Regions from separate parts of the Homo sapiens genome. Here region 2 is linked to region 1. The links are chromatin loops, found by intact Hi-C in ENCODE. Cell type or tissue: CD14-positive monocyte. All regions are shown on one strand. Links, peaks and the distances in the headings refer to the core of each region. The heading gives the core; the rest is flanking DNA.

What was found. Hi-C counts contacts between places; a loop is a spot of excess contacts. Peaks named below come from ENCODE experiments on the same cell type or tissue, not always from the same donor. Only the 100,000 strongest peaks of a DNase experiment are listed, where the experiment ranks them.
Region 2: a loop joins it to region 1, with 2.2 times the contacts of the local background. A loop is called at or near these places in 4 of 110 quality-filtered maps.

The regions. Positions count from the first base shown.
Region 1 is chr9:107,610,781-107,613,691 of GRCh38, forward strand. All of the region lies in intron 5 of LOC105376205 (a long non-coding RNA gene), which reads left to right. Among named protein-coding and RNA genes, the nearest start is that of KLF4, 120 kb to the left of the region's middle. In CD14-positive monocyte, for the core only: no CTCF peak of the experiment used is centred there; a DNase peak (open chromatin) is centred at 1,501; H3K4me3 peaks cover 445 bases; H3K27ac peaks cover 2,500 bases.
Region 2 is chr9:107,538,776-107,541,686 of GRCh38, forward strand. No RefSeq gene overlaps it. Among named protein-coding and RNA genes, the nearest start is that of KLF4, 50 kb to the left of the region's middle. RefSeq lists an enhancer at 2,761-2,911. In CD14-positive monocyte, for the core only: a CTCF peak has its summit at 1,058; no DNase peak of the experiment used is centred there.

The DNA.
Region 1 (2,911 bases), core at 186-2,685:
GTCGCCCAGGCTGGAGTACAGTGGCACGATCTCTGCTCACTGCAACAGGCACTTCCAGATTCAAGAGATTCTCCTGCCTCAGCATCCCAAGTAGCTAATTTTTTGTAATTTTAGTACAGATGGGGTTTCACCATGTTGCCCAGGCTGGTCTTGAACTCCTGGCCTCAGGCGATCTGCCCACTTCGGCCTCCCAAAGTGCTGGAATTATAGACGTGAACCACTGTGCATGGCCCAGAGCCCAAGCTTTGACTTCAGAAGTTTTAGTTCCTAGCTTTGTTTTCTTTCCTACCTTGAACAAACCAGTAGACCTTTCCTCTGCTTCAGTTTTTTTCCTAGCATTAGCACAAAGATCCTTACCTCCTGGGAGTAGGGGGAGTGGTGGGAATCAAAAGTGATGTGAGATGCGTCTGGATTTTATAATCTGAAGGGTGTTATGCTAGGGCTTGTTATTGCCAATAGATGGATGAACCGTCTGGGGGTGGGATCCCAAGCCACCCCCACTTTGTCACTCTTTCTCCTCTCCCTTCCTTGCATGTCTGGTTTCTAGCTCTCTTATATCCTTATATATTAATCAGTTTATTTGCCAAATATTCACTGAGTGGCTGCACTATCCCTGCCCCAGTGCTAGGTGCTGGGTTATGGTGGTGAACAAGTCTTGTTTGGGGAGTTGTAGGGGTGTATTTGTGTGTGCGTGTGAGTGTGTGTTTGCACCTGTACATGTGTGCAGTAGGGAGAGCAGAGACAGGAATGAAGGACCCCTCCCCAACCCCAGCAACCTGTTGGCTTTTTTTTTTTTTTTCAGGGGGGACAGAGTCTCACTCTGTTGTCTAGGCTGGAGTGCAGTGACATGATCTTGGCTAACCTCCACCTCCTGGGTTCAAGCGATTCTCATACCTCAGCCTCCGGAGTAGCTGGGGTGGCAGGCGTGTGCCGCCATGTCCTGCTAATTTTTGTATTTTTAGTAGAGATAGGGTCTTACCATGTTGCCCAGGCTCGTCTCAAGCTCCTGGCCTCAAGTGATCCATCCACCTTGGCCTCCAAAAGTGCTGGGATTACGGGCATGAGCTATCACATATGGCTAATTTTTGTATTTTTAGTAGAGACAGGGTTTTGCCATGTTGGTCAGGCTGGTCTCAAACTCCTGGCCTTATGTGGTCTGCCTGCCTTGGCCTCCCAAAGTGCTGGGATTACAGGCATGAGCCACCTTGCCTGGCCGTGAGGTCTTCTCACAGATTATTCTGCCTGTTTATTTGCAAAAAGGTGGGGACCCTTGGCTTTCAATGATAATTGTGTGTGTGAAGAACTGGCAGGTCATCAACTGTAATTTTTTTTAATTAAAAAATTAAGATGATCTTCAAAGGCACAAAATTAAAAACACCGGGAATGAAAATCACTAGGTTTCTCATTTGGTGTGGACACAACGGTTTGCTTCCTCTGATTTCTCCCCAGAGGCCCAGGGTATGGAGCAACCTCAGGCCAGCCTGCTTGGCTCTTCCTCATTTGGCCAGGGCGCTTGCTGAGTGTGAAGCCTTCTTCCAGGGCTCTTCATGTGAACAAACTGCATGCAGCCCTTGATTTCGTCACTGCCTGCAAGGGCTCAGGACCCTCCAAGCGTGCTTTTCATCTGGGAAATCTTTATTCTTTTATACTCTTCTGTCTGTCATCAGGATTTGGGCCTGATAACATAGTTTGAAACACTCCAGAGGTTTTGTCAAATGCCACTTTAGCTTTCTGGTGAAGACTCAAAGAATATATGCTGGGCTGAGGCTGGCACATTTATCCTTCTGGCCATTTTGGTAATTGGCTTTTGGGGAAGTGTGCTCCCCATGGGGGCCTCTCTGAAACCTCCATACTAAGGCGTGGATGGGAAAAACAAAAACCTTTCCAGAGCAAGCTGAAGGGTGAGAAAGAAATAACCTTTTTTTTTTTTTTTTTTTTTTTTTTAAGACAGAGTCTCGCTCAGTTGCCCAGGCTGAAGTGCAGTGGTATGATCTCGGCTCACTGCAACCTCTGCCTCCCAGGTTCAAACGATTCTCCTGCCTCAGGAGTAGCTGGGATTATAGCCATGCACCACCACCCCTGGCTAATTTTTGTAGCTTTAGTAGAGATGGGGTTTTGCCATATTGGCCAGGCTGGTCTCGAACTCCTGACCTGAGGCGATCCGCCCACCTCGGCCTCCCAGAGTGCTGGGATTACAGGCGCGAGCCACTGCTCCTGGCCAGAATAACATTTTTGTTCACCCCAGTCCTATCCTTTTCTGTCTGCTCTATTCACCCACGTACCTTTTGGTGGCCGTCATTAAAGGCAGAGGCTCTGCTTCTTTGGTTCATGAATTATTTGCAGAAAACTTGCTTTGCCTGGGTTCTAGACTCGTTCAACATTGGGCCTTTGGCTGTAATTCCTATCTTCGGTCTTTCTCTTGCTCCTGCCCCTCATATTGACCAATTTATTTAGGTTCCCCCAGCTCAGTGCTTGGAGTTCCCTCAGGATCTGCCTTGGACTCCATCCTACTGGCCTTCCATAGGGTTCTCCAATTCCGGAAGTGCTCTGCAGGCCTCAGTCTCTAGCCTGGACTTGCTTAGTGGGTTCATCCAAGACTCAGATGCTTACCATGGACCCAGCACTGACCAGACACCTGGAGGTTTGTTTGATCTGGTTGGCTCACACTGGGGGCAGCTTGTTCTTAGGATTCCTTTCCCTGAATCCCCAGAGGGCTTGATTCCCTACCCTTCACCCCCAACAGGTGTCCAGCATGCCTGTTGCCTGTGCTGAGGCAGTAAAACAATTCTTCAGTGCTATAAACTCAAGGGCTCACCTGTTGAAGGTCAGTGTGTTCAGAGGTGTTTTTACAGCCAGTAAACATAGCACCCATTTACAGTGGAGCACATTGGGTTGTAAATTATTTCACCGA
Region 2 (2,911 bases), core at 113-2,612, 72 kb before region 1:
ACACAAAGTTAACTTAAAAATTAATTCAATGTGACAACATACACTGAAGGCTTAACATATGCAGGGAATCTCATCCTGCATTGGTGTGGGAGCCAGATATCAGGGTAAGTAAGAATACAATGTGGCTACTGCCCTGGGGTAAGTTCAGGGATGGAGGGTAGGTAATGGGGGATGGAAAAGGATGGAGAGTCAAGCCTTCAACATTTTGCAAAGCATAGTGGGTGCCAAAGGACCACTGAATTTGCCTTGCCTGGGGGTTGGAGAAGTTGTGTTGGTTATTGAGTGCTAAGTAGGATTTCAACTACTGTGGTCAAGGAGCTGTTAGTGTTTTTTAGGCTAGAAAATAGAAACATATGAAACTAATGCGCTAAATTGTATTTTAAATGTGAAACAAGATTTAAGTTTAATTTAAGCCCTGACTGATTTCCTTAGAACACTGGGATAGTGGGTGTATTGTAATCTGGATGTTGAATTAAAAAATCTCTAAAACCTCTAATATAAGAAAAGTTGATATGTTGATCTCTTTATCGTCTGTTCTTGGGGACACTGAACAAGTTACTAACCAACGTCATTGGTTGGACGTGGCCTCACCAAAGAAGTAGTGAAATGAAGTTATATTTGTTAAAACAACAATTTAAAAAACTCCAAAAACCCAGGATTCCCTGGATAGTAAGGTATTACCAATGCAGCCCACGAGAGAGGTATACTCATAGGTAAGGTGGGGGGCGGGGGAAATGGTAGATACTATGAAGCAACCAGGGAAGGAGAGTTGGAATTTTCTGTCTAATTGTTGGCAATCTGGGGAAATCCCAAAGGACCAAATGTTCTGGAAGAAATTTTGTGCAATAAGAATGTCCCCAAACTGGCCGGGCGTGGTGGCTCATGCCTGTAATCCCAGCTACTTGAGAGGCTGAGGCAGAAGAATCGCTTGAACCCGGGGGGCAGAGGTTGCAGTAAGCTGAGACAGCTGAACTGCACTTCAGCCTGGGCGACAGAGCAAGACTCCATGTCAAAAAAGAAAAAAAGAATGTCCCCAGATTAGACCTTCAGTTTAATTCAGTCCTTCTGAGACGCCCCCAGCCCAGGAAAGGTAATTTGATTACTTCCTTAGAAATGTAAACCAACTCCATTCCACCACCTGTAGGTCACAGCCAGAGCCACAGCCAGTCAGGGGAGGACTTGGTTACTTACACAACGTGAAGGGAACTGCTATTTCAAAGCCACTTTATTGCAAAGCATCTCAGCCTGGAAAAAGTGTGTAATGGAAAGGACTCTAGAGACAGACAGATAAGGGCTCCAATTCTACCTTGGCCATTTACCCATTCTATGACCTTGGAATGCCACACCAAAACTTCTCCGTGCCTCAGTTTCCTTTTCTGAAAAATGAGGACAATCACATACACCTTAAACAACAGACACCTTGTTGTAAGAATGAACTTTACTATATTTAAATCACTTAACACAAAATCTGGCACATAACAGGCCTTCACTCAATAATCATAATATTATTATTTTCACAATGCTTTCTGGCTGATGTCATGCTGGACAATAAATGCAGCATTGAGCATCTCCTTTTCTAGGTCACTGTGTCCACAGTTAGAGAGAGAAGCCAAATGGCATGTTCACTTGGAGCCAGGCTCAGTCCTCAGGCAAACAATGGGAAATAGGCAATTAAGCAAGGAGTAGTGCCAACCTATTGATTGGTCTGTCTCTGCTTAAGAGCCCTGAAAACTCGATATGGTATGTTTTGAGCTTTTTTTCTTTTCTTTTCTTTTTTTTTTTCAGAATGACTAACAGTGAAAAATACATTTTGTGTTGATGTTAGTAATATGTGTTTATGGATAAAACAAACATTTCACAAGACAATACTTATTAACTGTAATGCACCCTGGCATTTTGTATTCTAAACTATTCTATTTCTCCATTTTAAAAAAAATGGTTGCAGGTCAGGCACAGAGGCTCACGCCTGTGATCCCAGCACTTTGGGAGGGCGAGACAGGTGGATCACCTGAGGTCAAGAGTTCAAGACCAGCCTGGCCAACGTGGTGAAACCCCATCTCTACAAAATACGAAAATTAGCTAGGCATGATGGTGGGTGCCTGTAATCCCAGCTACTCAGGAGGCTGAGGCAGGAAAATCACTTGAACCTGGCAGGCGGAGGTTGCAGTGAGCTGAGATCACGGCATTACACTCTAGTCTAGGCAACAGAGCGAGACTCCATCTCAAAAAAAAGAAAAGGTTGCAACCCACTAGATTGATTTTATTATTTATGAATGGATCAAAATTTGCAGTTTGAAAGACACTACTCTCATCCAGTTCCTCAGATGGAAGATGAGGAAACTGAGGCTCAGAAGGGGAAAGAGTTGCTTAAGTAAAATAGCGAGTGGCACAGGACTGAGCCGAGACATGTGGATCCCACAGCTCTAGCTTTTCCACAAACCACTTCATGGAGATGAACCTCCAGGTTCTGCTGTGTAAACAGTGGCACTTCTAACATGGTAGGTTAGAAGGGACTTTTTTTTTTTTTAATTGTAAAAGGGTCCACAAAAGCTCATAAGCACACAACCCTTGCAACAGCAGGCTCATTGCTAAAAGGAGACACTTGGCCAGGCACAGTGGCCCAGGCCTGTAATTCCAGCACTTTGGGCAGCCGAGGATGGAGGATCCTTTGAGCCTAGCAGTTCAAGACCAGCCTGAGCAACGTAGTGAGACTCCCTGTCTCTATAAAAATCAAATAAAAATAAAAATAAATAAAAAGAGGCACTAGGGTATTTTCTCTTGGAGTTCAGTGCTTCACCTTCACCTGCCAGTGTAAGCAGAAGTTTCATTTCTTTCCTAGCAGCCTCTAGAACAACCCAAGATGTGGTCAGAACTACTTGTTCCTCTTGAAGAACTAAGTGGTTCAAGATCT